Linked DNA regions of Mus musculus: all the other regions are linked to region 4. Evidence: chromatin loops called from intact Hi-C (ENCODE). Cell type or tissue: heart. All regions are shown on one strand. Each heading gives the region's core, and the rest is flanking DNA. Links, peaks and the distances in the headings are about the cores only.

Region 1 (6,360 bases), core at 664-5,663, 160 kb after region 4:
CAGGCGGATTTCTGAGTTCGAGGCCAGCCTGGTCTACAAAGTGAGTTCCAGGACAGCCAGGACTACACAGAGAAACCCTGTCTCAAAAGAAAAAAAAAAAAAAAAAACAACAACAACAACAACAAATCATAAACACACACACATTTTTTTTTTCAAAAGAGCTTGGGCTATCCATTCGTCCATTTTGCTGCAGTCTACCCCAGTCCTCAGTCCCTGTTGTCCCCAGCAGTGAGACTGAGTGTGAGTTCCTGCGGCCCATTACACTGCCATGATTATTATACTTTGTCTTGGTCAAAAGTTAGGGCACCAGGGCTGGAGAGATGGCTCAGTGGATAAGAGCACTGACTGCTCTTCCAGAGGTCCCGAGTTCAATTCCCAGCAACCACATGGTGGCTCACAACCATCTGTAATGGGATCTGATGCCCTCTTCTGGTGTGTCTGAAGACAGCTACAGTGTACTCATATGCAAAACATTAATAAATAATTCTAAAAATGAAAAAGTTAGAGCACAGAGCCAGGTGTAATAGTACACTCGTGTAGCCTCAGTATTTGAAAGTATTGGAAACAGGAGGATCGGGAGTTCAAAGTCACCCTCTGCTACAGAACGACTCTGGGGCCCACCTAAGACCACATGAGACCCTGCTTCAAAACAACAAAACAAACACAGGGTGAGCAAGACAGAAGATTCAGCAAGCATGCCTGTTGTCCAGCCTGTGATAACTGGAGTTCAACCTCAAGGACCTGCAGGGTGGAAAGAGATTGAGTTCCACATACATAAGTCCACGTGCAGGTAGGCGGCGTGGACAACCTTTGAGAGGCGAGTCTATCAAACTCTTGGAAGAGTCTTGGAAAGAAAGAAACTTTACTCAACCATCTTACAGACGGGAAAAAAGTGTGATGGTGATGATGGTGGTGATGATGATGATGATCTACAGAATACAGAAGGAACCAAGAGAGACACCTGTTGGTAGACAACATAGCCTGTAAACACGCATGGCTGTGCCTCGGTCCCAGCTTCCAGTGGGCAACTGCTTCTCACCAGCCTGACAATGCAGCAGCACCGTTCTCATGTTCTCAGTGAGAAATCCCAGTTGCAAGGCACAGAGGATTCAGAGTAAAGGTCTAGCAGTGCCCCCAGCTCCAAGCTGCAACTCCTTAGCTGAGTTGCCTTGAGCAGACGGCTGCAGCTGTGTCATCTTTGAGACTTTGGTGATGGGCCTAAACCTGTGATAAAACTTTAGATGTTTTTTTCGTTTTTTTTTTGTTTTGTTTTGTTTTTGTTAAAGCTTTAGTTTTTATGAGATTACACCCATGCATAACTTGCATATTCAAATAAGCTAAAGGCTGGCTCAGTGGTTAAGAACATATGTTACTTTTGCGGAAGACCAGGGTTCAATTCCTAACACCTACACAATAGCTCACAGCTGTCTCTAACTCCAACTCCAGATCTGATGTTCTTTTCTGTGTGTACACACACATACATACATGCAGGCAAAATACTCGTAAAAATAATAAATTAAAAAAAAAATCTGGCCGGGCGTGGTGGTGCACGCCTTTAATCCCAGCACTCCGGAGGCAGAGACAGGCGGATTTCTGAGTTCGAGGCCAGTCTGGTCTACAAAATGAGTTCCAGGACAGTCAGGGCTATACAGAGAAACCCTGTCTCAAAAAACCAAAAAATACCCAAAAAATCTGAAATGCCTGAGCCTAGACCTGACCTGGCGATGTATCTCTAGCTTATTCCCCAGTTCATTCCAAATTTGTTGATGATCTGGTCTACTGACAGTTCCCATCATGCCCTGCTTTGTCCTCTATACATGCTTCTTCTGGGAAGAATGCCTATTCTCTGTCCTATACCAAGTCCCCTGTAGCCCTTCTCTCCGCTCTAAGCATACACAATTGTGCGCAGCTTCGCCATCCTAGTCTTTCAACCACTTGCAGTATATGCACCCTACATGTTTTTTTTTTTAATCACAAACCCATCCAAACCACATGTGTTGGTGCACACCTGTAATCCCAGCATTTGAGAGGCTAAATAGAGATGGCCTTGAGTTCCTGGCCAACATTAAAAAAATAATAATGGGGGCTGGTGAGATGGCTCAGTGGGTAAGAGCACCCGACTGCTCTTCCGAAGGTCCAAAGTTCAAATCCCAGCAACCACATGGTGGCTCACAACCACCCGTAATGAGATCTGATGCCCTCTTCTGGTGTATCTGAAGACAACTACAGTGTACTTACATATAATAAATAAATAAATAAATAAATAAATAATAATAATAATAATGATAGAAATACAAATTTCCCCCCATGAGACAGTGTCTCCAAAGAGCCCTGGTTGTCCTGGAACTCACCACATAGACCAGGGTGGCCTCAAACTCTGCCTTTCAAACCCTGGGTTAAAAGTGTGTGCCATCAAGCCTGGTCCAATAGTACAATTCTTTAAAGGGCACTGTGGTACAGGCCTCCAGTCTTAGCACTGATAGGAAGGCAAGGGGATCAGGAGTTCAAGGTCATGCTCAGTTACACAGAGAGTTCAAGGATGACCTGAGCCTTGTGAAATCCTATCTCAACTACCCCACCCCAGTCTCTAAAAAACAGGACACAAAGCAAATATACACACACTATAAATAACAAATCGTATCCAGCATTCTGCCTCTGCCCCCTGGTGGCCATCCAGCGGGTAAAGGTGAGATGCCTAGATAAAGCAGCCTTTGCGAATGGCCCTCTGCCAGCTATGAACAGTTACTGTGGACGGACGGGGGGCTGTCACACACAGACTGAGCACTTGAAGGCAGATCTTTGTCCACAGACTTCACTGCACAGACTAAAACCTAAAAGAGCAACAAGCATAGTGTAACCCGCAGAACGGCTTTCAGGTGTTTATCTTTTTGAGACAGGGCTTCTCTGCGTAGCCCTGGCTATCCTAGAACTCGTTCTATAGACCAGGCTGGTCTCAAACTCAAAGACCCGCCTGTCTCTGCTTCCCAAGCACTGGGATTCAGGCATGTGCCATATGGCCAGCTTGCTTTCATGGATTTTTGTTTTGTTAGTTTCTGTTTGTTTGATTAGTTACCAACAGATTAGGAATTTTCACATTAAATTCTGACTGTCTTTCTATAGAAAAATATTAAGCTGCATGGGCCCCACCCTCCTGAGCAGGAGGGCCTGAGAACAGCTCAGCATGGGTCCTGCCCTCCAGTTAGGACTGCCTCCCTCTCTGGCCCCTACAGGCCCGGTGAGTGCAACTCTTGGCCAAGCCTAGAACTTCATGAAGAACAGGGTGGCGCAAATCTGTCCTGGGAAACACCCAGACACCCAGCATCTGGCTCAGAACAGCTCCTCTATCATAGCTCACCACCGAAAACATCAGGAACATGAACGTTAGTGCCTCGGGCATTTCATTGTGCCTTCAGAAAGTTCCCACTGTTTTCACTGGGTGGGGACTCTCAGAGAAGTCATATTCCCCCGAGGACACATGGCCAGATGGGAGAAGGCTTGCCTAAACAAGGTCTCAGAAGTGAAGTAGCCAGTTAGCTGCCATGTGTCAGATACTACCAAGTGTGCTGGACTCTCCCAGGCAGTAACCCAGGAATGTTTGCAAAGGTGAAATTAACAACACCTAGTGGCACTGTGAGGTGCCACTGCATAGAATGCAAAGTGGCACTGGGGAGGCTGGCAGGGGACATTCCAAGTTTTAGTTACCAGAGGGGTCTACTTCTGTCATTCAGGCAGGCAAAAAGTCTACCAGATACAAGAAAATATAAACTCTGGGAATATCAGCTATGGTTAGAAGGCAAATGACCAGTCATTACTAACGATGTCCAGGCATTTCGTCAGTGAGGTAGAATGTTACCCACATGGCCTGATACTAACAATGTCAACCAGGTCGCCTTGAACTTGCAACGATCCCTATGCTTTTGCATCCCAAGTGATGGGATTACAGGCATAAGCTGACATATCTCACCCAACCCGATCTGTGACACCTGAATTTTAAATGATTTATTTTAATTTATGTACATTGGTGTTTTGCCTGCATGTATGCCTGTGTGAAGGTGTCAGGTTCCCTGGAACTGGAGTGACAGACAGTTGTGAGCTGCCATGTGGATGCTGAGAATTGAAGCTGGGTCCTTTGGAAGAGCAATCAGTGCTCTTAACCACTGAGCCATCTCTCTAACCCCCAACACCTGGATTTTCTATCAGCTCTGTATATCTGAATGCACTTGGACTTGGACATGTCTCTCTGCTTCTTAGAGCTGAAGCGCCTCTACCCGTGAGCCGAGACTGCTGAATGAATCAGATATCGTGGGGTCTAACACAGTTGTGTCCACAGGATCAGTAGTTTATGTAGCTGTCTAGAATGCAAAGCATGCACATATCCAGGAAGTGGTCCATGTTTGTGAGTGATTTCTCAACTGAGAGCTTTGGAGCAGGGGTCCAGATAGTCCAAGTCTGTCCTGGAAGGAAAGCAATCAAATGGCTTTGAGCTCTTTCACCAGAAGAGGGCACCCCAGCCTCGTGGTCTAGATGGCGCCTCAGCCATCACCTTCAAGGTAAAGTGAAGGGAACAAAGTAACCTCACCTTCCCTCCACCAGGGAAAGACCAAGGGCTGGAGACTTAGAGACAGGATGCAACAAAGACACGTGGGCTTAGGATAGAGGCAGGAGGAGGATAAGAGATAGGCATGGCTGCAAGCTTAGTACCAGGATGCAGGAGAGTCAGGGGCCAAGGTCATCTACAGTTACATAGCAAATTCAAGGTTATCCTGGGCTTATGTGAAACTGTCTCAAACAAAAACCGTGACCAAAAAAAAAAAAAAAAAAAACAAAACATAACAACAAAAACCCTAATAAATTAAATAGAGCTTCCTGGGGTCAGAGTATACCACACCTACAAACACAGGCAAGAACAGCTGGAGTAGGATCACCCTGAAGTTTCCTAAGAAGGTACTGCCATCTCCAGTGAACAGAGCTAAATCCTGTCCTGAAGCGCCTGAAAGCCAGGTTGGGCTGACTGCAGCCATCAGTATGCAATGTATATGCAAGCACACACGAGAGAGTGCAGTACTGAGGAAATCTTAGCAGAGGCCTTGGCTCCCCATTTGCACCTCATAACCCTCTAATAGTATCTCCTCCAGTCTTCCTTCCCTGAGCAGAGCTGATTTCCAGGAAACACGTTGCAGATTCTAGGAATGTGGATCTGAATTTAGATAGAAACAGACCCATCAGAGAAGTCTCTGATTCAAGTGACCCTGTCCTGGGAAACCAGGAGGGAGAATGACAACCCTGCACCTAACTCTTCCCATTTCTGGGTGTTCCTCACTTGAACAGCTCAGCCATCTGGGTCTCTCGTTGTACATGCCATTCTAAGGAACAGAAACTACACCTTATTCTCCATCTTCCACCAAGTGCAGGCTTCACTGGAGTTGTGTGTGTGTCTGTCTGTCTATCTGCCTGGGCTGGTGTAGAGGACCTGTGTTTGATTCATAGCACCCACACGCTGGCTCACAACTCGAGTTCCAGGGAACCTGACACCCTTTCTGACTTCTGCAGGTAACCAGTCATGTACATGGTTTGCAGAAACACGTCCTTAAAACACAAATACATACAAAACTTTTTTAAAAAGATTATGTGTGCCTATGTATACATAAGAATATTTTGTGGCCGGGCATGGTGGTGCACGCCTTTAATCCCAGCACTCCGGAGGCAGAGGCAGGCGGATTTCTGAGTTCAAGGCCAGCCTGATCTACAGAGTGAGTTCCAGGACAGCCAGGGCTATACAGAGAAACCCTGTCTCAAAAACAACAACAACAAAACAAAAAAGAAAAGAGTACTTTGTGCATGTAGGTGCCTAAGAAGTCAGGGGGGAGTCTGGAGTTCCAAGTAGCTGTGAGCTTCTGGTATGGACAATGAGAAAAGAATCCGGGTCTTCTGCACTATAAGAGGCAAGGTCTCTTGCTGAACCTGGAGCTTGCAGGTTCAGTTCCTCCTGATAGGCCTCTTACCTGGGATCCCCCTTTTCCCTCCTCAGTCCTGGGGTTACAGTCAGACCACAGTTTTTATGCAGGCTCTGGGGATCTGAACTCTGGTCATCTTGCTTGCAAAACAAGTGCTTTGCCTATTGAGTCATCTCCCTCTGTGGGATTTTGAAAAGATATGCTGTCTGAAGATGTGTGCACTGTGCACATATGGAGGTCTGGGCACGAGCTGAAGGAACTGGTTCTCCCATGTGGACCCCGAGAGAAAGCTCAGGATGTCAGGCTTGGTAGCCAACAGCTTTATCCGCTAGAACCATTTTTGTCAGTTCCCGTTGGAGCTTTTACCTTCAGTTCCCATAGCTATAAAAAGTAGATGAAAACACAT
Region 2 (6,360 bases), core at 579-5,578, 74 kb after region 4:
GGCAGACCCGTGAGGGCATCTTGGGAAGTATTGCGTTACCAGTTTGCATGATGACTTCATGAACTGCAGAATTGTTTACATCACTTACTGATCCCAGCCGGGGGAGGCACTGCCCTGAGTTTAAGGCCAGCCTGGTCTACATCTCGAGTTCCAAACAGCCAAGGCTGTTTGTTCTACTATCCCCCTGTACCCCACCCCCACCCCGACAACCCCCCCAAAAAAAGATTTAGTGAAAAAGTATTCCATGGCACTGCTGCTAATGCAAAAGAAAATCCAATCCAACTCCCTAGATTTTAGTAGGTCTGGTGTCTGCCTTCCCTCTAACTTTACTCTCCTTCTGCAAATCCTTATCAGTGCCTGGCAATGAGCTGAGAGGGAAAGGAAGCTGTGATTCAGGCTTTCCTCATTAACTGCCCGTTAGTGTGGAGCTGCAAGCCTGTGAAATGCACTTTCCTAAATTGCTGAAAGAAGCCTCATGGACCCGTGAAAGACCCTGGCTTCAGCCTCATTGAACATATATCCCATTCTGGGAACAAGAGATGAATCAAATAAATATATAATTTGGTATAAAATAAATTACATGGGACCAGGGGGCTGGAGAGATGGCTCGGTGGATAAGAGCACCGACTGCTCTTCCGAAGGTTCCGAGTTCAAATCCCAGCAACCACATGGTGGCTCATAACCATCTATAATGAGATCTGACGCCCTCTTCTGGTGCATCTGAAGACAGCTACAGTGTACTTAGATATATAATAATAAATAAATCTTTAAAAAAAAATTACATGGGACCAGAGTGATGGCTTAGTGGGTAGGTAAAGGCACTTATGGCTCTACGTTCAGTCTCTAGAACCAACAAAATGGAAGGGAAGAACCAGCTCCTACAAGTTGTCTTCCGACCTTCCATGACTCATGCTCTCTCTAAATAGATAAATGCATAAGTGTAATAAAAATTTAGCAGTTACATGTAATGTTAGGTAATGACAAGTGTTATGAAGAAAGTAAAACAGAGATTAGGTCATAGAAAGCTAATATAGGTATGTGATTTATTTTGATTGTGAGCCTAGCCTTTAACAGCTAACCCATCTCTCCAGCCCTGGGTGTATAATTTGTAATGTAAGTATTCAGGGAAAGGATTCCCAGAGGTGGGGAGTGCGAACACTTCTGTGTTCAACTATGTCAAGGACATTTCCTCTTCAGCCTTTTGTACTTGATATACTCTGTTGAGATTTCTTCCCCTCTACCTCTGCCCCAGTTTTTATCCTTTAGGCTTTTCTATTTGGCTTTAATTTTGCCTGAATTGCTTTACTGGTTGCTGGATAGCACTGTGCTGGGGCTTTGGGGTAACTCATACATAAAATGACCATTAGATTTATTCATTATCATTGGGGTTTTGTGAAACAGTTTCATATAACTCAAGCTGGTCTAAGACTCAGAGAGCTCCTGAGTGCTGAGATGGTAGGCAGGCACTACCACATCTGGTCCAGCAGGTCTGTTTTTAAAATCTAGGTCATTATAGAAAATCTGGGACTTTCTAGGCTTGTGATTTTATAGTGAATGTGGAGAAATGAGGATACCTGAACGTTTATCTTCCTTAGGAACTATTCCTCTCCTTGACTTCTATGCTCTCTCCTCACAAAAGACACCAATACTTACTGATACTATTCCAAATTCCCTGTTGACTGAGGATGATTTACTGTTTTAGCTCTTCTTTCTTTTTCTTTTTTTTTTTTTCCCACCCAAAGTCACATTTGAGAATTGACTTTCTCTGGGTTTTGTTGGCAGTTTTTAATTGTATTGCCTTTCTTGACTATGATAAAATAAGGATACAACTTGGAAACGGCACCTGCAGAAGTGACCTGTCATCACCACCCGCCAGGCCCAGTACATGCATGCTTCTGATGAACCACTGCTTAGTATTTATGGATGCTCATATTCCAGTATTGTGCAAGCACAGGCTCTGCCCAAGGAACCCAAGAGCTAAATCACCCACTTGATCTGTGACTTTCATCTTTCCTTAGTTTGTTTGTGGCCACAGGGAAGAAAATTGGAGATAAAAACTGTAAAGGCAAGGGGAAGACTAGACTGTCACTCACTGTTGCTGCCTGGAAAGGGGCCTTGGGGCTCAGGTGCAAGGTTTGGGCGCATCGCAGCTGCCATGAGTAACCCGCTCTCCTCAGGTCAAGGATGGCGAATTTCCACATGGTTGCATGTTCCATTCCTCTTTGCCCTAATGCTGTCTTTCTTTTTCTTTTTCACTAATTGCTTAGCAGTTGCTGGTGCAATTAAAGCGAGTTGTGTCTGCAGCCTCTGCGGCCTGCTGTCAGCACCCTCTCTCTGAGGTCTTCATCTTCCTGCTAGGGCTGGGTGAACATCTGAGTTTTGAAGCAAGGAGGGGGGGCACCCATGGATATAGTTAAGTGAATTTCTCTAAAAGCAGCAGCTTGCAGAGTTGCAGTTTTCTTGACACTAATCATTTCACTAAACCAAGCCCTAGCCCTCTGTGTACTCTTCACTAATTTAATGGGGCTTGTACTTGGCAGCACAGTATAGAGATGATTCCTGCTTGACTTGCTTTGAGTGGTGATGTAGAAGGGCTTTTCATTCTTACATAGGAAACAGCATGAATGACAGCTTCAACATGAAGAAGAGTCAAAAACAAATCCAAGGGTTTCTGTGGAAAATAAGAATCCAGATTTTAGAATTGGCGATGTATCTCAGCAGGTTTCCTCTTCCCTCCCCTCCCCTCCCCTCCCCTCCCCTCCCCTCCCCTCCCCTCCCGTCCCCTCCCCTTCCCCATCACACACACACACACACACACACACACACACACACACACACACACAAGAAAACAGATTATTTATTGAAACTGGAAAGCAAGGAAACAAATTCTTGGGCTAGAGAAGATGGTTCACTCAGTGGTTCAAAGCTCTGATTGTTCTAGCAGAAGACTGGGTTCAAATCCCAGCACCCAAATCAAATGGCTGCTAACAACTATCTGTTATCTTTAGTTCTGGGGACTCTAATGCCCTCTTCTGGCCTCTATGGGCACTAGGCACACATGTAATGTACAAACATACATACAGGCAAAACACCCATAAACATAAATAAAGACAAATCTTTTGTTGATTTTTGAGAAAGGGTCTCATTGTGTTGTCTACGATGGCTGGAACTCTATGTCAACCACTCACAGAGATCCTCCTCACATGCTGGGATTAAAGTAAAGAGCTCTGCACATGTTAGGCAGGTACCGAGAAGCTGTGTTGCAATTCTTTCTTTTACTTGTTTTGAGGTTTGTTTGTTTGTTTTTGTTTTGCATCGGGATCATGGAGCCTAAGCTGGCCTCCATTTCCACCGTGTGGCTGCTTCCACCTTCCCGAGTGCCAGGGTTACATACATCCCTGCTCCACTCTACTCGGTTTCTCATGTTATGTTTTATTTTTAAATGTGGTCTCATTCAGTGGCCTAGAACTTGTGATCCCCTAACTTCAGCTCCCCAAAGAGCTGGCATTAAAGACATGCTCCATCAGGCCTGGCTTGTATTATTTTTTTTTTATTTTAAAAATTATTGAATTGATGTTATGATGAGAAACCCTAGCATTAATATTAACAGGTTCTTACTGCACTTGAATTTTTTTTTTAAAGATTTATTTATTTATTATATGTAAGTACACTGTAGCTATCTTCAGGAACCCCAGAAGAGGGCATCAGATCTCATTACAGATGGTTGTGAGCCACCATGTAGTTGCTGGGATTTGAACTTAAGACCTTTGGAAGAACAGTCAGTGCTACTAACCGCTGAGCTGTCTTTTCAGCCCTGCACTTGATTTTTTGTATCAAGTTTACATGGTTTCTAATAAAGGATTTAAGCCTAAAAAATTATTGTATTAAAATATTTTGATTACTGAATGTTTTTGGTACTCACTTTAAGCTTCACACCAAACTGAATATCTCATTTACTTCAGCTAATCAGAAAACTAGGAATAGGGGGGAGGGTATGGGGGACTTTTGGGATAGCATTAGGAAATGTAAATGAAGAAAATACCTAATAAATAAATAAATAAATAAATAAATAAATAAATAAATAAATAAAAGCTCTCCTGTAACAGCTTGTACCACCTTAGAAAAAAAGGAAGGAAGGAAGGAAGGAAGGAAGGAAGGAAGGAAGGAAACTAGGAATAGAAGGGAAGGTCTTGATAAGGTTTATCTAGCCCATTGTACTTGACACATTTAAATTTGAGTTTTACTTACTATGTTTGTATGGTATGTTTGTGTATGATCCCATGCAGAGATCAAAGGACAAAGTTTGGAAGTTGGTCATCTCTCTCCCTACCTTGTTGAGGCAGGGACTCTTGTTTTTCTATACTGTGTATATGTACTCCAGGCTGACAGGCCTTTTAGCTTTGGGGAATGAGTCTCCTGCCTCTGCCTCCCACTTAGATCTCCACCTTCTATATTCTAGGAGCCATAGGGCCATGTCTTAAAAACTTTGACACACATAAACACACAACACCCAGAACAACTAAAGCATGAATTTAGTAAAAATACAGAGCAAAGGTTAATAATATGAAAAGTATTTTATATACTTAAAATGAAATTTTAAAAACACCGTTTATAGTGATATTAAATTGTTAAAAGATAATCCTGACAAAAAATGTGTAAGACCTATTCGCTGTAAACTACAAAAATGTAAGATATATAAAATAATCTAAGTGAAGATTAACCGTGCTGTCATATTTATCAATAAATTCAGTGACTCATCTTAAAGGACAGGCACATGTGTGCCACTGTGAAGGTCAGAGGCCAACTCTGGAGTCAGTTCTCTTGTCCTACCTTTTCATGGGTCCTGGGATTGAAATTAGGTCATCAGACTTCTTCAGCAAGTGCTTTACGCACTGAGCCATCTCACTGACCCTAACTCTATAAACTTCTGATTCTCATGTCTCCACCGCCTAAGTTCTTGGGTTACTAGAATTTGCCATTGTGCCTGATTTTGTGCTCTAAGCAAGCACTCCACCAACTGAGCTGATCCTCGGTCCCTAATTTGCAAATGGGTCTTTTTTGTGTTGCCCAAGCTGGTCTCCAACTCATATGTTTAAGTGATGCTCCTATCTCAGCCTTAAGCATAGCTGAGACGACAGATAGGCACTGCCACATCCCGGTTTCTAGCATGTTTTAGTTATTTTATCAGCAGTAAGGTGGTGGAGCACACCTTTAATCCCAGCACTCAGGAAGCAGAGGCAGGTAGATCTCTTTGAGTTCAAGGCCAGCCTGGTCTACAGAGAGAGTTCCAGGACAGCCAGAGATACACACAGAGAAACCCTGTCTCAATAAAACAGAAAACATGTTTCTCTTGCCTAGCCACTAACTCCTATAAGTTGTCCTCTGACTATCACATATGCAGCATGATACTGTGCAGGACCTCTTCAAGTAAGTAAAGTTTTAAAAATCTTCTTGGATCTGGAGAAACGGATCATGGTTAAGAGCACTGGCTGACCTTCTGCAGGGCCTGTGTGGCTTTGCTTCACAGCACCCATACAGCTCTAGGTAGTAACAGTAACAGAAGATTGCAGCACCCTCTGCTGGCCTCCTTGAGTATGTACATGTATGTGCATACGTACTTACATTGGGCAAACAAAATACCCATGTATATAAAGTAAAAATTACTATTTCTTGTTTTGTTTTTGTTTTTTGAGACAGGGTTTCTCTGTATAACAGAGCCCTTGCTGTCCTAGACTTGCTTTGTAGACCAGGCTGGCCTCGAACACACAGGGCTCCACCTGCCTCTGCCTTTTGAGTGCTAGGATCAAAGGCATGCACCACTATAATCCGCTAATAAAAATTACCTTTTAAAAACTGATTGCATAATGGCACAAAGCATTATCTAGATAAGAAAAATTAAAACTTGGATTTCCTTAAGCTGATCACTGATTGGTTAGTTTCAGCCTCAGCTGCTATTGTTTAGCTTATATTGGCCTCTTTTTGCCATTATAGTCCTTGGTGGATTCTTAAGGACCCTTTCCAAGTAGACCACAGGGGCTGTGCTTCTCCTGGAGGCCTCCCCTGCTGTGGCTCATGCTGAGGAAGCAATGCTGTGGTTGTTAGAAAGGCCCTTCCTTCTCTGTCTATAAACCTGTTATTCAGCTCACTTGGGGAGTTGGCTGTGCGGTACCATCCTTGTGCTGCCTGCCCTGGAATTGCAACATTAGCTCCAAGAAATTGTGTGTTCGCCCCCTCTCACATTCTCTCGTTGCGTGTGTGCATGTGTGTGTGTGGAAAGAAGGAAGGAAAAGTGGTTGACATTGTCAACACAAACTAGAGTCATCTGGAAAGAGATTTTCAGTGAAATTGTGTAGTGAATTG
Region 3 (6,360 bases), core at 569-5,568, 760 kb before region 4:
AAAGATAGTAACGGCGGAATTGTGCATGGCTCCCTTGTACAATGTGCACACTTTAAAAACAGGCCCACCCCTTCTGGAGGGTTTTAAGCTGAAACTCTGATTCTAATGCACCTTTTCAGGCAGCTGGGCAGCATGTCCCTGGCAGCTGCCAAGCATAGCAGAGTGGGGGTGGGGTGCTGGAGGCTAGTGCATCACCTTCAGGGGTGCTGGTATGTAAGTAAGCCTTTGGTGTTCTTTGGTGCCAAAGGGATGCCGGCCAAGAAGAAGAAGCAAGCATTGTATTAAAAGCAGCTGCAGGAGCCAGGGGTTTGAAAAGGCAGATTTCCCAGTGTACCCTGTGGTCTTCCCACATTTGACACATTTACTCACTGCGGTAAATTTATTTTAGTTTTCTGTGATAACTTTCAAAGACATAGGAAAATTCAGTTTTAGGGTTGCAAGTGAAAGCCCCTCTGACCCAGTTTCTTTGGGTTCCCTGTTAGAATTTGTTCTCTGAGGGACAACTGTCATCAGGGGTGACTAAATTAGGGCTCCAGCTCCAATTTAAAAACAAAAACAAAAAACCTCTGAGAGAATACACTAATAAAAATTGTAACATTGTTTCTTTAGCAGTTTACACCTTACAAGGTACTTTTCACTTTCCTTTTAAAATGATCAACTCAGAACTGAAGGCTAATGTAGTTATCACTTCATAGATTCTGGATGTGTGCTCTGCCTTGATTGAGCCCACTTCTTAAGCTCCTCTCGTCCTGGATCTCGAGATCCACCCCTTACTCATTCATTCACTGATGGATGTTCTCCAGGTTCTACATATATTGTTAGAAATAAAGCAGGAAACCGGGCAGTGGTGGCGAGTGCCTTTAATCCCAGCACTTGAGAGGCAGAGAGTTCGAGGCCACCCTGGTCTACAGAGTGAGTTCCAGGACAGCCAGGGCTACACAGAGAAACCCTGTCTTGAAAAACCAAAAAAAAAAAAAAAAAAAAAAAGGCAGGAAACCAGGCAGACTTGTTTGCTACCTTATGGCTCTCCAAGAGGAAAACAGACATTAAACAAATAATTACATACATACAAGAAGACAAGAAGAGTGTTTTTGAAAGGTCCTGTAGGGGTAGTCAGCACAGCTCTCACAACACCCTGGGAGGTAACCTGGGGCTGGAGAAGAGTCAGGAAAGGCCTCTGGTAGGAGGTAGGAAGTGATGTTATGTGAGGTCTAGGGGATTTGAAAAACGTTTCTCAGAGGTTGAAAAGAACTACATACTAGTAGGAAAGACAGCGTGGGTCAGGCTCCACACTGAATGAGGGGCTGTGGGTTCACTGAATGAGGGTCAGTGCCCAGAGGACTCTGAGAAGGTTGCTTGAGAAAGACTTGTGAAACAAATAGATGGAAGAGACTGAATAGGGTTCAGATACTGTTTATTCTCCTCTCTCGTCCCAAGGAAGCAGTCATCTCCTTTTTTTTTTTTTTAATAAGAAAAACAAACCTTATCTGTTAATTACTACAGGTTAGGAATTCACACAGATAAGTACTGTTTTGCCAGTGGATAGGCGAGGAAAAAGAGTCGAGAGGACTAGCTAAGGTTTGCCATGAAGTACCTGCCAGAGCTGATCTGAACAACTTTCCACAATTTCTCACCATCAAAACCCGTCCAAGCCTTGTTTTGACAGCAATCATATACAACTTGGGGAAGTGGTAGAGTTGCTTGGACTGAGGAATCTGAAATACCACCCTGGGCAGAGATGTCCTAGGTGGGTGGACACTATCAGGCAGAAGGCTACAGGGTGCAGTAGTGGGGTGTACGGAAGTGGCTTAAGGGGTGCTAGAGGCGTGCACTTCAGGGAGGTGCCCAGTGCTAACTAACCACTATCCGGCCCAGCCAGTTAATCATTTCCTGACCTTTCCTTTCCTGCCCCATGGATTGGCACATTGTTCTTCCCTCTCCACTTGCTTGTCAGGGGATGAAGGAAAGAAGCCCCTTTACCAGGTTAAACACCACCAACCAAACAAAGAAAGAAAGCCCAACTTTGGAGGCTAGATTTGTGGGAGCCCCAGATATCCTCAAGGCAGAGAATGTGAGGTGGCAGGCTCTCTACCTCTAGACGCTCCTCCTGTCTTCTTCACTTCTTTCTAGAGAGAGATTTGAAGCGGGGGGGGGGGGGGTGCGGGGGTCCAATCTTCCTAAAGCAAATTATACTCTTGGTTTCACTTTTTGTTAAAAAGGGGACCGTAGCAGCAGCTTGAGAGGGTGTTTTGAGGATTAAATGAGGTGTGGTATGCAAAGTGCCTGGCTGGGAGCCAGGTGGGCTTCTAACAAATGTTACACTGCCTCTTTTTATTACCTAGCACCCGCGACCTTGTACAGCAAACTGGATTATTTCGTTCAACTTCAAGAGGTATAGGTATGAAAATACCCACAATGGGCAGGAGATATCAGTGAGTCATAACGGCATGGCGTGGACCCCGAACACAGGCGTTCCGGTGGGCCCAGCCGTGCAGTATCCCGGTGACACACTCAGGCCAGAGTTCAGAACTCAGAACAGTTCCGGACCCCGCCTGCTACCGGGAGAACACGAAAGTCAGGACTGTTCTGGGCTCTTTGCAGCCGGCTGGGCCATCGAGGGCCACGCCCCAAAAGTCTGTTTCTTCCTGTGTAAAATGGGGCTTCAATGCACGTCGGTGTGAGTGGTTTTCATTTTCCGTACTCTTTGCGGTGTGGTCACATATTCTACCTCGCTGTTGTAGCCAACTCACTGCAGTAGAAGCAGCGGTCCCGACCGCTCTGCCCCGGATGAGTACCCACACTTGTCGGGTTCCCAAGAATCGGCTGCAGCGGCCGGGGGCAGATTTCGGAAAGTCACTTCACATCCCCGTAGGACTTTACACTAGCTGCTAGCACTGGGTGAGCACCAATGCCCCGCCCACTGACTAGTGTGGGGGCGGGGCCCGGGCTGGCCTGGGGGCGTAACCAGCAGGGTGGGCGGGGCCGCCGGAGAAGGCGGAAGCCTACTGTCCCTGGGCGGCGGCAGAACCAGGAGTCCGGATTTTCACGTTCTCCGGAGCGGGGCGCCGGGAGACGGCGGATGGCAAAACCCGGCGCCCGGAAGCCCTTGCTTTCTTTGACGCAAAGGCTCGGGACCCAGAAGCCGCCGTCTGCCCAGTGCCGGGTCAGAAGCGACCCCAGACGGAGCCTCTGAAGTCCCTCCGCCCCAGAGCCTCGGCTGTCCCCGCCGCCGTCCTCGTGGCCATGGAGTGTCCGCACCTCAGCTCCAGCGTCTGCATCGCCCCGGACTCAGCCAAGTTCCCCAACGGCTCCCCGTCGTCCTGGTGCTGCAGCGGTGAGTGCGGCTCTGGGGCTGGCCGGCCGCGCACCCGAGGTCCCGGCTCTGGCCCGGGCCTTGCCGTCGAAGGGCCGCGGGTGCGGGGCAGCGCGCGGCCTCGTTGGGGGGGGGGGGAGGCTGAGGGGAGCAAGCGGGCCCGGCGCGCGGGGCGAGGGGACGCGGCGCGGCGCGGCGGGCGCGGTGGCGGCTCCTTTGTTTCGCGCGGCCCGACGGCCGGGCCGGCTGAGGAGAGGCCCGCGGGGGCCTGAGGCGAGCGCGCAGCGGCGGGATGACGCGGCGGCTCGCACCCCAAGGCTCCGCGAACCTAAGGGCCGGCTCCGCGCGCGGCCGCACGTGTGGCGGGGTCGGGCTCGCGGTCCCCCGTGGGCCGGACAGGCAAAGCGCCGCTCTGCGGGCGCAGCTTTGTCTGGACTGCCGGCGCGCGAGCCCCTTTGGGTTGCGTTTCCTCGGGTTCCCACAGGCTCCTGCCTCCCCCGCAGCCCCTGAGCGGACTGCGCTGGGGGCTGCTCACCTCGGAGTCTCTCTTCAGCCTGTGAGGGTGAAGTTTGAAAACAGGCTGCGGGCTCCGAAAGCTCCGGAGAAGGCAGCCAACAGCTGCTTTGGAGGGGCGGCTCGAGGTTGGGTGTTTTGGGTTTTTTTGTTTTTTTTTGTTTTGCCTTTCGAAGATTGTTCCGAGGCAGTTTTTCGGGTTGGCAGGGATTTCGTTGGGAATTCCCGAGTGCGTGTAAGACACTTCGTAGGTTTATGTTATGCCTTCGAGTTGCTTAAGCGTTAACTCCTTCTGCTTCCTTGGAAGCCCCGGTGCCCTCTCATTGTCTGCCGGGACTTAAGGTCGGACGGGCCACCCGGCTTTGATTACTTCCTGGTAGGGCCCTGGTGCCGACGCTGGTCTTTGTTTATGAGCTTTAAGATTATCACTGGCAGCTTGGGCTGTAGTGTAAAATGTGAATCGTGTGCATCAGAAATCAAGTTCATCTGCAAGGCTGAAAAGACGGTGGGACGATTCAGCAGAGTGGTCTTTCAGCCTGGGTTGGATTGGAGCTAGGAAGGTAGTTTAGGGACTGCTTTAATACTTTTGACGTACTACTTCTTCAAAGGGGATTATATTCTTGAAGCAAAATATACGGGGTAACACAAGGAAAACTGTCCTCCAGGATAAGGAATAGAAATAACTGCAGTTTTCTGGAGCTCCAAGACTTGGTGTCTTGCTTACCTTTGTAAAGTCAGGTGTCTTTCTTCTGTTCTGCATGAAGCCTTTAAAGATTAATAAGTTAATTGGTTTCACAGGACAGTATTGCAGTTCCTTTGGTTTGTGAGACTGGGTTTCTATGATAGCCCAGGGTGACCTAGAATTTATAATTTTCCTCTCTCAGCCCTTGGAGTGCTGGGATTATAGGCATGTGCTACCCCTTCTGGGCCAGTATTGCAGTTCTTTGTGGGAGTGCAGAACTTGTGTGAATGGGTCTTACCTGTAAATACATCTTCAACAGTGAGTCTTGAGCTTGGAACATAACACTACCAACAACAGGCCAGTCCATGTGGTCTGTTAGTTCATTAGCTGTAGCTGTGGGGCTATAGTTGAATTTTCTCAAGAGAGATTTGTCACACACACACACACACACACACACACCCTCTCACTAGGAAAAGCTTACACCTCACAAGGAATGGGGCACTTCTTGTTCATCTGTAGTCAACTACAGGGATTCCGAGATGGGTGTATCAATACAAGCCTAATTTTTTTTCTATGTAAAATTATATCAAACTTAGAAATGGCTTCACTGTGCACATGCATCTAAAAAAATTATGCAAGTGGCAGGTATCCTGTTGTGAGTCAGTCTTGCCTCCATCAGTTAGGGAGTCCACTTTGGGGAAAAGAGACAGCAAATGAAGCCCCTCTTGAGGAATTCAGCACATTAAAATGGAGCATAACTGGGAGACTTGTGCTGAAAACAAGAACAAATTAGTAATGGAAGGGTGATTTCTTTACAACGTGCAGTAAATGGTTGCCTCTGACCCTGTTTTGGAAGGATGGGTCTAATCACTTGCATTTATAGTACTAATAAAGCTAGTTTCACAACTCAGTGGGTGTTTTTTTTTTTTTTTTTCTATCTCAGGCTTATTTCATAATGGCCTCCTATTTTAACCTGTTGGCATCCCTTCATTGGTACAATCAAATATTATTGTATAAAGCTTGATCTTGTTCTTGCCTGTCTGTAGTTTCAGTAATTAAATGATTGGTAAATCTGTGATCCCTTAACCAACTAACTCATCATCTTGGAGTGTTATGTATTCTGGCTTTTATTTTTCTTCAACAATCCTGTATGTATGTAGGTAGGTATGTATGTATGTGTGTATTATTTTTGGTAGGAGATTAAAAGGGTAGCCAGTGTGTTGAAGTAATGCTCTGACTGGTATTGAGTGTCATACACTCTTACTGAGGAGGGAGAAAATCCCTGTTTTGGCACCTAGACAATAAAAGTAATGCCCCTGCCTTATTTTCATTGGGAGTATGCAAATATACCCCAGTGAAACAGCCAGGCAGATTGCAAAAGACCAGCAGCACAGACTCTAGCAGGCACCACCTCTGTGGACCAGCACTCCCGATTCCTTGAGTGTGAGTTTCAATATGTCATCCGGAGAAAGAACAGTGCTTTGGATTTACTCACAGGTCTCTGTTAGGATGAGCAAGATTGTGTGTGAAAGTCTGAGAAACTACTGCTTTCTTGTGTCTAAGTAATTTAATGGTATCACAGACTAGTACATTTTTATAAATAGGACTCTGAAAATTAAATGTCTAAGCCTATTAAATGGAGCTCAAACACATTGACTATATGATGAATTGTTTTACAAGGAGATACAGAACTCAGCAAGATTAGGGGGTAAGAGTAATGATATTTCAGAACTAACTAGAGCTACTTAGCTGTGGAGGGCATTGTGTGTTATGTAATTGTATGCTACAGATTTCATACAACTTCTATTTGTAAAACCTCTTTATAATCTGAACATTTTTCAGAATCCTGGGT
Region 4 (6,360 bases), core at 613-5,612:
CTTTTTATAAAACACCACTACCACACTAGGGATGTTGGACTCCCTCCAACAGTTTGTGTGCTTGACTTAAAAAAGAAAGAGCAAGTGAGAAAGAAAAAAAAGTACCTTGTGTTATGAAAAAGATTAATTTCCCTTTCTTTAATCCTTCATATTCAGCATTTATTTGCATTGAAATGCCTCCACTCATTCCACATTGATGTTCACTCGACTGTGAACTGCCTGTTGCATAGCATTGGTTCTTCGGAGGCTGATCACTCTGGATTCCCAGGGAAACCCGAACAGATTCTTGTTCCAGTGATGTACACATGCAGTATTCTCTCTCGTGTTCTGTTGGACCTCTGTGTATAAAGTGGAAGAGGACAGTTAGTGGCATTTATTATTGTGAGAGATGTCTTTTTGACCTCTTGGAAACCTTACCATTGTTGAAAGCAAAACTGTGTTTACTATGTAGTTAATAGTTTACCAAGTAGTAGCACCTTGAATTCCATGCTGAAATTGTCTGGCTTTCTTAATATCACAATAAAATTGAAAGGTAGGATGGGAAGAGAAAAGAAGGGGTTGGAAGTTCTCTGTTCTTTTATTTGAAGACAGCCTTTACACAGAAGAGTATGGATTGTTTTTTCTATGTGGGTAATTTGAATGCACACCTTAAAAGAAAAAAGTCAGGAATGTCAACAGATGAGCTCATCTGCCCGAGCTTTGCAAGTTTCTAAGAACCCACCTCAGCTTCTCAAACACACAGCCAGAACCACATAAATAAATGGCAGAGCTACTCGGAAACTTCTCCTTTTCATGGTTAGGCTGGGAAAGTCTGTCTTTGGTTTACATGGCAGTGGTAGTATAAGGTCTCTCTTCTGTTTGCTGAGACACAAGGGAGGAAGTGTGGGAGAAGTTTGCGGGTAGATGGCCCTCAGTTGCTCACTGATGAATAGTATACTTTAAAGTCAGATGGAAATTCTTAGTAGCCTGAGTTCAAGCTTGTCCAAGAATAGCTTGTTAGTGTATTATGACACTTCACTCTGACCCTGTTACTCTGGGGCAGTTTCGCCTAAGAAAGTTCTGAATTTCCGAGATGCCTTTTTGTTGTAGCTTCTGTGTTCCCTTTTGAATGACTGAATTAAGATGCCATTAATTCATACAGTAAAGGAATTGGCTTTTTCTTTTTGTTTTTCCCAGACAAGACTCAGTTTCCTTTGTATGAGCTCACAGTAGGGAATGATGGAAACTATGGGCTTTGTCAGCGTTGATGAGACCTTATCTTTAGTGAAGTGTTTAGAATAGATTAAGAATTTGGCCAGATGTGATAGTATACACCTTAATCCCAGCACTGGGGAGGCTGATCTCTTACTATCTCTTATATAGTAAGTCCCTATCACAAAGGAGAACATAAAAAGAATTTGGGTTTTTGTTGCTTCTTTAGCTAATACAGAACTAAGATAATAAAGAACTAAGTGTCCTATCTTTTCTTTTTAAACTGAAATTTTAGTGTAAACCTATTTTCCCCCTAGCATGTAAATGTGAGACACTACAGAGATTAGTTTTACAAATAAGTATAGCTATGGACTTATATGATTATGACATTTAATTTTTTTCCATTTTAATTACTGTCTCTCCTATAACCCATTCATGTGGTGGCCATTTAATTTAGAAGATTTGTTTAATGTTGTGTGGGGCCTAGCCAAGATTAGATGGCATGGGGCTGTTCACTTGACCAGCTCAGCTACTAAACTAGAGAAATCAGCTAACTTCAGTTTGTTAGGCTGGGAGGAGGGAAGGCAATCCAGAGAGAAAGGATATTTTCTTCCTTGCGATTCAAATAGCAAGCACACATCTGCTATTCTCAGTGTCTGTGAATGTGTTTGGGAGGAGGTGATCCACATGGAAGGCTCCAACAGCAACAAGGGATCCATGCAGCCTGCAGAGAGCTTTTCTACTTTTCGCCTGTAGAGGAAAAAGAACAGTACCATCCTACGTCACAATGAACTTGGATAAACGTCCATTTGCATGTGTGAATACAATGTGGCTTCATTCAGGAGATGAAATGTAAATTGATCAGATGTTGAATTTCAGTTGTGAAAATGGGAAAACCCAGAAAGAAATCCCAGTAAAAAAATACCAGAGATTGGAGTCAGGGAAAAAGGAGGGTGCAGGGGTGGGGTGGGGTGGTGGGGGAGGTGCCTAAATCCACAGATGTGTCAGAAAAGAAGACCTGGGCATGAAGAGAAAAGCACATCACTGCGTAAGACTTCAGAAGAGTCTAGTCAGGCATGGTGGTTGTATGCCTTTAGTCCTAGCATTTGGGAGGCAGAAGCAGGTGGATCTCTAGGGTAGTGCTGCCTAATATGGTAACCACTGGCCACATGCTGTTTAAATATGAATTAATATTTAAAAAGCCGGGCGTGGTGGCGCACGCCTTTAATCCCAGCACTCGAGAGGCAGAGGCAGGCGGATTTCTGAGTTCAAGGCCAGCCTGGTCTACAAAGTGAGTTCCAGGACAGCCAGGGCTATACAGAAAAACCCTGTCTCGAAAAACCAAAAAAAAAAAAAAAAAAAAAAAAAAAAAAAAAGAATTAAAATTTAAGTAAAGACTCAGTTCTTCAGTCATCCTACCTTGAGTGCCCTAGTAGCTCATATGTGGCTAGAGACTTCTGAACAGCAGGGGGCAGGGGTTAGCAAAGTCATTCCAATTCCATAAGGGTCAGACAGCAAATGGCTTTGGTTTTATAAACCATTCAGCTGTGCTGTGGTACTGCAAATACACCCATAGATAATGTGAGCAAGAAAGCTTGGCTACAGCCAGGGAAACTGTTTGTAGACACTTTTTTGAGACAGTCTGTGTAACCCAGTTCAAGCCCAGGCCTAGCCTTAAGTTTTAGATCTCTAGCGTCAAGCTCCCAAGTGCTGGAGTCTGTACCACCACACCAGATTCTTATAACTTTTGTGTTGTAAAATATCTTCTTTTATTTAAATATTGTTAAAATGTAAAAATTAGTTTTTAACTTACAGGATTTACCAAAACGTGGTAGTGAATCTGATTTGTTCTTTGGGCTACTAGTTTGCCAATTCTTGCTCTCGAGATACAAGAAGTCAAAACTTGAGATTCTCTTACTGTCTTATACATTAGATCCTTGTCTTTAGTCAGAGTCAGCTAACTGTGATTAAAAGCTAAGTAGAACTGTTTCCTTGTCCCCTAACTGTTTTAGTCTAGTGCTACAATGTTTAACCCTTCATTAAATCACAGAGATATGGAACACTAAACCCTGTTTTTCCTTTCTGTTTAAGCCCTCATTTTGTAATATAGAGTATAGATTGGTAAGTTGGCCGCCACTCTGAGTCATCAGTTCTGTCCCTTTACTATCCAATAAAACTATCTATGGACCAAGAGGGAATTACTTTTTCCTAGACTAGATGGGCTTGGGCTTAGCGTTCATCTTTAAGCTGTCAGCTCTCCCACCCTCCTTTTCTTTCTGTGAAGATAGCAAAGTTATGACTCACTCGATCTCTAAGTCACATGCTACTGTGAATGGCACCAGTGAAGAGTGCCCTTAGGATAAGAGAATAAAGGTAACTGCATAGCTGAATAAAATGGTCTCAGACACAGGAAGGGCATGATGGGGGTTCTTGAGAATTGGATAAACATTGGTTTGCTATGGTAGGAGGTGGAAGTCTTAGGTCATGAAGCAGTTTCGTAAGCAACTGGTGGGAGGGCTCAATTTCACAAGAACAGAATGTCTGCTGTGTAGATGGTGTGCTGGGCAACCTTAAGATAGGTAACAGATTTAAAAGTCACAATCTATAGTGACAGAATGGTGAGATGGAGTGCAGAAACGGGCTCAAGGTTAAAAAGCAGTAAGATTTAGTGATACTGGATGTTGAGGTGGAAAGGGACACAGGTACTCTAGAGGAAAACAAACGATAATCAAAGAAAAACTGAAGACATTGAATAAAAAAGGAGTTTGAGGGCCAGTGAGATGGCTCAGTGGGTAAAGATGCGCGCTGCTAAGCCTAAGGATCTAAGTTTGATCCCTAAAACCAAATGGTGGAGGGAACGACTCCTGCAAATTGTCGGCTGACCTGCAAACGTGCGCCACGACACGTGTCCTGTCCCCCCCAACCCCCACCCTAAATTCTTTACTTAAAATAGTTTGCCGAACTAAGCGGCAAAATGGATGAGACAGTTAAGAGCTGTGCACTTGTCTTCTGTTCTTTGTAGAAAGGTTCATGTTCAGATCCCATGATCTTTCCTCTTTCCACGATAGAAAACATCTGTATTTAAGAGCTAACGCTTCTCCAGAGACTTTTCGGTGAGAAGTCTTATCCAGCCAGGAATCTGCACGAGGAGAGAGCATTGGGTTCAAACTGTCCAGCCCGGTCTTCTGAGCTTATCTTAGTTTCGACCCGCCCGCCAGGTTTTCCAGCATTCTTTTCTCAGGGCTCGCAGCTACCGCGCATTTAGAGACCCAGGACTTAGCTCCTGCATCCAGGTTCCGGGTTTCCTCGTGCACTCGCCCGCTCCAGACTCCATAGCGCACGGAATCCGGATCCGAGAGCACGAGAATCCAGTGTCCAGGTCTTCCAGGCTGCCCTGGTTGTCCCGGATCGCGGCGGCGGCGGCGGCGGTGGCGGCGGCGGCGGCGGCGGCGGCGGCAGCTGAGGGACCCGCAGCCCCGGACACAGCGGCCCCGGCCAGGCGGGGCGGAGCGGCGCGGGGAGGGGCGGAGAGCCGGGGCGGGGAGGGGGAGGGGCCGCGGCCCAGATGGCGGCCCGGGACGCGTAGCAGTGGTGGCTCTGCGGCCCGGGGCCCCGGGCGGGCGGAGGTGGCGGCTCCCGGGACCGGCCGCGCGGTGAGTCTAAGCTTTGTGTGGAGCCGGGGCTGGGAGGGGGAGGCGACTCTGGGGGAGGCCCGGCGCCGAGGGGCGCGGAGGGCGCCGGAGCAGCGGCGCCCGGCGGAGGAAGTGGGGGTTGGGGGGGCCGGGGCGGAGCGAGGGGAAGGTGTGTGCGGGGAAAGCGGGGTCGTTGCGTGGGTGGGGGAGGGGGCCTGAGGTGAAGTTCAAAGCATGGCCCGGGCGGTTCGGGCTGAGGGTGGCGGTGCCCGGGATAGTCTCTGATTTGGCCAGGTGGTAGGGGCAGGCCAGAGAGTTTTCGGAGGCTCTGCCGAGGGAGCCCCGGGGCGACTGGGGCTCGTTAGGGACTCAGGGGAGCGTCGGGAGCGGAGGGTTGAAAGCAGGACGTGTGCGCGACCCGGGAAAGGAGAGCAAGGTGGCTGGGAGCGTGCAGGCAGTAGGTTGTGGGTGTGTGCGCCTTTCCAGTCTTAGGTCACATTTTACTCCTGTCCTTTTCTTCAAGATGGAGGGATCCCTAGGCCTGGACTTTAAACTGCTGTCCCTGTATCCCCGGGAGGGTTTGAGACCCTGTCCTGTTTGGAAACCCCATGCTGCCCTCTTTTCCCTTTATGTGTAATTACGGTTGGATCATCTCTCTGCTTGGTTCAGATTCTCCTTCCTCCCTCTGGGGCTGAGGAGGAGGAGACACATCTGACCAATTAATGTGTGTTTGTGAAACAGGCAGCGGCAAACAGTCATTTCGGCTTCTAGGAATTAGGCTCACACAGGGTGGAGAGAGCAGAGCCCTTCAGGGGGAATATTTCTGAACAAATCACAGATGATTAAATTCTCTCAGAAACCGCTTCCTACCTAAATGAGAGTGGGAAAGATGGGGGAGAAAGCCTGTCTGTTTCCAGCCATGTGTCCAGAGCCCCAGGGGTTGAGGAGAGTCCCTAAGCCCCCACAGGCCTCTCTTTTCTGTATTAGGCTTTGCTCTGCAGCCTTGAGTTAATTTCACCCCTGCTGCTTTGTCTTGGGGGAGGGAGTGCTGGTTTAGGCTGTTGTGAGAGATGACTGTTCTGCTGCCACACAATAGTCGTGTCATTTTATCGGGAGTGCTACCCCAGGGCTGAGAACTGTTGCAGCAGAGATAAACCGGTCCCTCTCACTCGCCTATTGTGTACACAGTGAAGGTCATAGGTTCAAGTCTTGTCTGAGAGCTTTGGATATGCTCCATCTCCCAGGCTCCTCAGTGCCATTTTCTTCCTTTTCCAGACTGGGGCTTGCCATTGGAAGAGGCCAGACAGAAAGGCTCTTCTTTTTGAGTGAGGAACAATGCAGGGCTCACTGGCACACATTTTTCAGAAGAATAGAGGATGCCAGCCATGTTGTGCCTGCCTCTGGTTAGCCTGTAACTAAGTTGTGAAGGAATAGCGTCTGGGACACGCCACCCTCATGCTTTGTGGCAGACCTTTGAGGAAGGTGACTGTGAAGAAGGTTCTGTACTTGCATAAAACATTGTATTTAAATGTCTCTG
Region 5 (6,360 bases), core at 785-5,784, 130 kb after region 4:
GGAAAGCCAGGAAAGGTGGAGCCACCATGGAGGTGCTAGACATGAAATCTGGGTCCTTTGCAATGGAGGCAAGTGTTCTTAACCACTGATGTGTCTCTCCAGCCCAGCTTCAGTTTCTGAGACATAGTCTGGCCATCTAAGCCCAGGCTGACCTTCATCTCATCTTCCTGCCTCAGCTAACACTACAGGTGTGTGTGCACCTATCTTCCTGTTGCTTGTTTGGGAAAAGACTTTGCTGGAACTAGATTCTGTAAATTCTATGCTAGAATTTACTGTATTCAGGCTACCTTCCTTGAAACAATCCTCTTACTGTTGCCTCCCTAGTCCTGGATTAGAGCATTATATATGCTCCTGTTCTTTTTGTACTAGTATCTTTTGCTTATTTTTTAGATTTGTTTATAAATGTGTGTATGTGAGGGGCAAGAGAGGGAGAAGGAAAAAATGCATGTAATCACAGTGTTTACAGAGAACATCAGCTCCGCTGGAGCTGGGGTTACAGTCAGCCACCTGATGTGGGTGCTGAGAATTGAACACAGGTTCTCTGGAAGAACAATAAGTACTCTTACCAGATACTGAGCCATCTCTCCAGGACCACCACCCTTTTTTGAAACAGTCCTGGCTGTCTCAGAACTCATCATGTAGACCAAGCTGGTCTTGACTCAGTAATCTGCCTGCCTCTGCCTCTCCAGTACTGGAATTGAAGGTGTGTACTCCCACACCTGGCCTACCACCACCACCACCCCTTTTTCTTTTCCAATTAAAACATGGTTTCATTATGTAATCCTGGCTGGCCTGGAATAGATGAAACTGGCTTCAACTTCACCTAGGTCTGCCTGCTTCTAGCCTGAGTGCTGGGATCAAACTCAGGTCATCAGGCCTGGCAGCAAGTCCTTTTACCCATGAGCCATCTCACCAGCCCTTGTTTTGGAGAACAGGATCTCATGTAGTCTAGGCTGACACTGAGTGCAGAATTCTGTCCCAACCACCTGTGTTGGGATTATGGCTGTACTGTCATGCCTGCTAATATCTTCATTTTGATAATAAACTGAAACTCAAAAGGCTGTCACTTCATTTACAGTTATGCAGCCCAAGGCTGTCTGACTTTAACTCCTTGGATCTTTCCACTTTATCATAGGACTCTGAGATAACTCAGGAGAACTGAGAAGTCAGCTTTGGTAAACCGAGTGCTATATGCTATCCCTTCACCTGTTCTTAGCTTGTTAAAAGAGGAGGAAGCCAGGAGCTGTGGTTAAAAGTGTCTGGGACTGCTTAGGCGAGCTGATGCCACCTGACCCTTCACTAGAGCAGTCTCTTCTGCCTTCATTTCCTCTGACTGCTTGATTTCCCCTTTCCTAGGTTCCTATTTGCCTTCCAGCTATTCTTTCTCCCCGTATGGCAGCAAGGTCTCAGGTGGCGAGGACGCTGACAAGGCCCGTGCCAGCCCCAGTGTGAGCTGTAAAGCCAGCTCAGAGTCCAAAGCCCTGGACATCTTGCAGCAACATGCCAGTCACTACAAGAGCAAGTCTCCCACGGTAAGTGGAGGACAGCCCAGGTCCTTGTCCAAAGACCACGGAGTAGAAGCCACAGCATGGGAGGAGTGGGCAAGTGCAGGCCCTGACAAGATGCTACTTGGGTGACTTGATACCAGCCTCATAAGGGCACTCCCTCTATTTGTAGATACCCTGCAGTTTTAGAGTCATAATATAGGACACTGGTTAGATCACTAGTGTGTATATATCTCATTATAGTGTCTTGATATGTCTCCTTTCCTTTCCAGATAAGTGATAAAAATTCTCAGGAGAGAGATCGAGGAGGCTGTGGGGTGGTTGGGGGTGGTGGCAGCTGTGGCAGTGTTGCGGGAGCAGGAGGTACTGACAGGAGTGCCGACCGGCCCCGCACATCCCCTTCCCAGCGCCTGATGTCCACACACCACCACCACCACCACTTGGGCTATTCCTTGCTCCCAGCACAGTACAACCTACCCTATGCCGCAGGTAAGGCTCTTTCCTCCAGCTTTGTTTCCATTTCAGTAGTACTGCCTGTAACAAGGCCCCTGCCCTCAAAGAATCTTTCACCCCCAGATTTTGGTTTTTCGAGACAGGGTTTCTCTGTGTAGCCCTGGCTGTCCTGGAACTCACTTTGTAGACCAGGCTGGCCTCGAACTCAGAAATCCGCCTGCCTCTGCCTCCCAAGTGCTGGGTACCCCCAGATTTCTAATCTGAGATTCCCAGCACTCAGGTTGAAGCAGTAATATAAAAATAAATTCAAGGTGGAATGGGAAGAAGACTTAGTGAAGCACTTGCCTTATAAACAGAGGACCTGAATTTAGTCCTCAAAATCCATGTGATAAGACAGATGTGGTGGTGTGTGCTTGTAACTACAGTGATCAGGTGGGAGGAAAACAGGCAGATCCCTGGAGCTCACTGGCCAGCCAGCCTAGCCTACTTGGCAAAGTTCCAAGCCAGTGAAAGGCCTTGTCTCAAACAAAAGACAGAAGGCACTTTAAGAATGACACTCAGTTGTCCTATGACCTCCACACATGTACAACACACACATCCAGAGATCCTGTCTCTCTGCTGAGTCCTAAAGTACCTTGCTTTAGGCTGGGACTTATTTCTTCCCTGGAGCTTGGGAGCTCTCATTATTCATCAGAGTAAGGAACCACTAGAGAGAAACAAGCTGTTGGTACCCCAAAAATCCAATGGCACTAGGTAGGGAAATTTAAGGGGAAGCTCCTCACAGCGAGCCAACTTGTGAAGGGTGACTTCCTGAGTGCTATATTAATATGTTCTCTGCTTGCCTAGGGCTTTCTTCTACAGCCATTGTTGCCAGCCAGCAAGGCTCAACTCCCTCACTCTACCCACCCCCCCGGAGGTGAGAATGGTAAGTAGATTTTGTTAATTTGCAGTGACAGATTAACAGGGGTAGCTGCTACTTGGATCCACAGAATCTCTGCAAGTGAGGGTTAACTATGTGATGTCAGTAATCTGGAAAAGGGAGACTGTTGGCCAGGCCTGTGACAGCAGCCTCTTGTGAAGCTATGTGCATTTGAAGGCCTGCGGAGGACCAGCACCAGCTGGTGCTGCAGTTCTTTTTGGGTTGTTTTTAACTTTGCTGTGAAGGGTAGTGCTTGTGAGCAGAGCTCAAAGAACAATTTACAGGGAGTTCCCTCTTCGAACTGTGGATGATGGAATTCATCTCATGCTTGGCAGCAAGCACCCTTACTCACTAACCATTTGCCAGCCCCAGTTCATTTTCTTAGAGCACCATCTTGTGGTTGTGATACCAGCAGACCACAATTAGCTGTTTTATCTGTGTGTTTCCTTCGCAGAACACCAAGTGCCCAGATGAAGTCAGCTTCATGGGCCAGACTGGCTCATTCGAGGTGATGCTGGAGGTGCCATCTTACCATCAGTTACGGTGTTGATCATCCTGTTTGCCATTCCGACCGTGACTGAAGGCAGACCCTTGGCTGCCTCACCTCCACTAGACCCTCCGACCCCCGACCCTCCCTCTTCCTCAGGAGCTGGAGAACTGGTACTTTGCAAAAATATTTATTCTCTCAGCCACAGTTTTGTTGTGGTCATCTATGGAGATGAAGGCATAGGAGCAACTGAGAGAACACAGCCTCATCCCAGAGAAATGACTGCTCTGTTACCTTAGCCCCTGGTCTGCTGCCAGAGCAGCAACACACACCTGGGAGGGACCCCAAGCACGGGATAAAGTCTGAAGACAGCACAGCAGCCATACCCCTCACTGTCATTACCACCATAAACAAGATTCCACATCTCCTCAGTGGTTTGGGCCCTGGGAACTGGCAGCACGTGGAGAAATTAGAATCTCAGGAAAGAAGTAGGGAGCTGTTTCCTCTGTAATTGCGAAGACAAGGTCTTCAAGTGTGGAGACATCCCCCTCTGATGTGAGCACAGATAAATGCTCAGAGCCTAACCTGTAAAGGGGAGAGTAAGGCACTTGCCCCACCAGAGTCTTGTGCTCCTGTCAGGTGGAAGACAGGGGTTCTAGCACCAGCACAGGCTCCCTGGGGATGCTGGGAGGAACTGGAACATAAGTGGAGTCTGTGAAACTGAACCTGCTTCCTCACCAAAATTCCTGCTGCTTTCCAGATCCCCCAACTCCTTGTCCTTTCTCTTTCTTTTTTAACCCCTTGGTGCCTTTCCCAGGGGGGATTCCCCATACTGACCTCACTTCTACTGCTTGGCTTCTACAACTCAGGCAGTATTAATAGACTTCCTCCCAGCATGGGTAACCTTGGAGCCTGCCACATCACTTTAGAGCAGCAACCAGAAGGCAGGCTGTTCTTGGAGACATTCAGTTATCTGAGTATCCTCATTTAGGGTCACAAATATATCCATCCCAGTTCCTCTGTCTACAGGTACATGATTTTATACAGTTCACTCTGTAACTCCGTACGTGCCAATATGAGGAGTGTCTTTATAACACACGTTTATGTTTTAGGGGCCACTGGCCAAGGGGAGATGATTTGCTCCTTAGACCCTAAAACAGCATATCCAAGCATTATATGCCCAAGTCAGAGTGGACACAGTGGATAAGGCTTTGAGGTGGCAGGCATTTCTCTGTTCTCCTGAGCTACAAAGTCATGTTAGGAAAAAGTGATGACCTAGCTTTGTTGGAGTCACGTCTTCCCAGCATGTGGGATGTTTTTTAGGTCTTTGCTATTGCAGGGTACCATCCCTTTGAAGCCCTTTCCTCCTGTTTTTGCCCTTTGGACTGCAAGAGAGAGAGAAAGATGCACAGATACCAGCTTAGGCTAATCGGGAGCTTGAAACAAGAATGTCAAAAGTGACAGTTTGAGAGCAGGAAGGTAGGTGGCTCTAACTTCTTTGGGAAAGTGGGGTGGTGGGAGACATTAAGCACAAAGCCCAAGAGAAGCTAGCTCCCGAGAACTCATGAACCCTCCATGTATATAATCAGGCTTTGGTAGTTAGCATCTCTGACCTCCAAACCTTTCCTGTTTCCAAGTCCTTGTTTTTTTTTTTTGAGTTGGGTTCTGGGCACTTGGGAAAATCCTTTTGTCTAAACAGCCTCCTCGCCACCATTGTCCCCTCTGCCACATGCTGCCCCAGCAGGAGTCTGGGTAGTGACCCCCTTTCATTCGTGGAGGTAGATGTTGGAGATAACATCTTATCTAACCCATTACCCTTACTAAGAAAGTGACTGTCGCCTAATTATGCTTCTCCCCACAAGACTAGTGAGTAGAGCCATGCTCCCATCTGTTCCTGTTTTTTTTAAATATTGTGTTTTGTATGTATCTGTGGCACTGGTTTGCAGTGTGCTTTGTACATATTGTAAAAAAAAAAACATTGGAGCAATTTTGTTTTTCACTGGGTAGGCATGGCCCACATTCCTGCCCTTTCCACTTTTTTCATTTTATAACAGAGGTGTGTCTGTATTTGCAAGACAGCCTTAGATTCTGCAGAAGGAACAGCTTTCTCTCTCTCCCCTCTCCCCTTCCCTTCCCTCCCTCTGTCTGTCTCTCTCCCCTCTTCCCGTTAGAAACAAGTCAGCTTTTTGTTCCCTCTACCCAAGTGCCCCTTGAAAAACAGGTGCTGCTCTGAAACGAGATTAGCAGTAGAAAAATGACCCTGTGTTCTCAGCTCCTCCCTCCTGGTCCCTAGTCTGAGTCCGGTCTTCCCGCTCTGAAGTAGTATTACATACACTACAGCTCCAGCTGTGGAAACTCCTGACTAGTGCTTCAAAACTGTCCACCTCCACACCTAGTCAGAAAGACAGGATCTGGTGCAGACCACCAAACCAAGCCTCTCACTAAGCCACCCTGCCCATGCTCTTGCTCTTAATGATCTCCAGGGACTCATGTGGAAGAGAAGCTATAGGAAGTAGGGGCCTCACCCTGAGGAAGGGCAGCTACCGCTTGCCAGCTGCTGCTTAGGACTCACATCTACTTCCTCATTTCCCCATCTTATACTTGTACATGTAGTCTCCACTAAGCCTACTCTCTCCACACATCTCAAGGTCAAAGAAACATAGAAGGGTAAGAGGGTACCCTGTGAAATGATCCTTTCATGCACCTTCTCTCCAGGCTCCAGGGTGGGGTGGGGGGGACTTAGTTTAAGGGAGTTAGTTCTGCAGAAGGGCTAGAGAATTGGATATAGATTTGAGGCCTCATCACTTACCCCATATACCTTATCTGTGTACTCTGATGGCCCCCAAGATTCAGCTGGGCAGCTAGCTGGCCCATTATTCTGGGCCTTTGTCATTTATTACTAGTTTCCAAGGAAACTTTCCAGTGATTCCCTGCCATGGGCCCCTCCCAGGCCTTATCCCTAGCCCCTCCTGCCCCAGCCCACCCGCTTGCCTTGG

The links. Hi-C counts contacts between places; a loop is a spot of excess contacts. Peaks named below come from ENCODE experiments on the same cell type or tissue, not always from the same donor. Only the 100,000 strongest peaks of a DNase experiment are listed, where the experiment ranks them.
Region 1: it touches region 4 in a loop (8-fold over the local background); 9 of 42 quality-filtered maps call a loop at or near these places.
Region 2: it touches region 4 in a loop (5-fold over the local background); 11 of 42 quality-filtered maps call a loop at or near these places.
Region 3: a loop joins it to region 4, with 4 times the contacts of the local background. A loop is called at or near these places in 3 of 42 quality-filtered maps.
Region 5: it touches region 4 in a loop (6-fold over the local background); 15 of 42 quality-filtered maps call a loop at or near these places.

What each region holds. Positions count from the first base shown.
Region 1 is chr9:65,662,517-65,668,876 of GRCm38, reverse strand. No RefSeq gene overlaps it. Among named protein-coding and RNA genes, the nearest start is that of Oaz2, 11 kb to the left of the region's middle. In heart, for the core only: CTCF peaks have their summits at 2,677 (motif pointing left) and 4,499 (motif pointing right); a DNase peak (open chromatin) is centred at 2,666; H3K27ac peaks cover 587 bases.
Region 2 is chr9:65,752,040-65,758,399 of GRCm38, reverse strand. All of the region lies in intron 2 of Zfp609 (zinc finger protein 609), which reads left to right. Among named protein-coding and RNA genes, the nearest start is that of Zfp609, 72 kb to the left of the region's middle. In heart, for the core only: a CTCF peak has its summit at 3,042 (motif pointing left); no DNase peak of the experiment used is centred there.
Region 3 is chr9:66,589,758-66,596,117 of GRCm38, reverse strand. It overlaps Usp3 (ubiquitin specific peptidase 3), which reads left to right and starts at 3,003. Exons shown (of 15, transcript NM_144937.4): 1 at 3,003-3,334. The coding sequence starts at 3,244. In heart, for the core only: no CTCF peak of the experiment used is centred there; DNase peaks (open chromatin) are centred at 1,907, 2,947, 3,777 and 4,167; H3K4me3 peaks cover 3,583 bases; H3K27ac peaks cover 3,138 bases.
Region 4 is chr9:65,825,950-65,832,309 of GRCm38, reverse strand. Zfp609 (zinc finger protein 609) reads left to right here and starts at 4,746. Exons shown (of 10, transcript NM_172536.3): 1 at 4,746-4,844. Trip4 (thyroid hormone receptor interactor 4) reads left to right here. Exons shown (of 14, transcript NM_001357872.1): 14 at 1-3,383. In heart, for the core only: CTCF peaks have their summits at 2,649 (motif pointing right) and 5,446; DNase peaks (open chromatin) are centred at 4,089, 4,619, 5,179, 5,509 and 1 weaker place; H3K4me3 peaks cover 2,322 bases; H3K27ac peaks cover 2,325 bases.
Region 5 is chr9:65,692,666-65,699,025 of GRCm38, reverse strand. Zfp609 (zinc finger protein 609) reads left to right here. Exons shown (of 10, transcript NM_172536.3): 7 at 1,357-1,532; 8 at 1,778-1,994; 9 at 2,805-2,883; 10 at 3,332-6,360. The coding sequence ends at 2,878. Among named protein-coding and RNA genes, the nearest start is that of Oaz2, 19 kb to the right of the region's middle. In heart, for the core only: a CTCF peak has its summit at 3,269 (motif pointing left); DNase peaks (open chromatin) are centred at 1,455, 2,455 and 3,315; H3K27ac peaks cover 471 bases.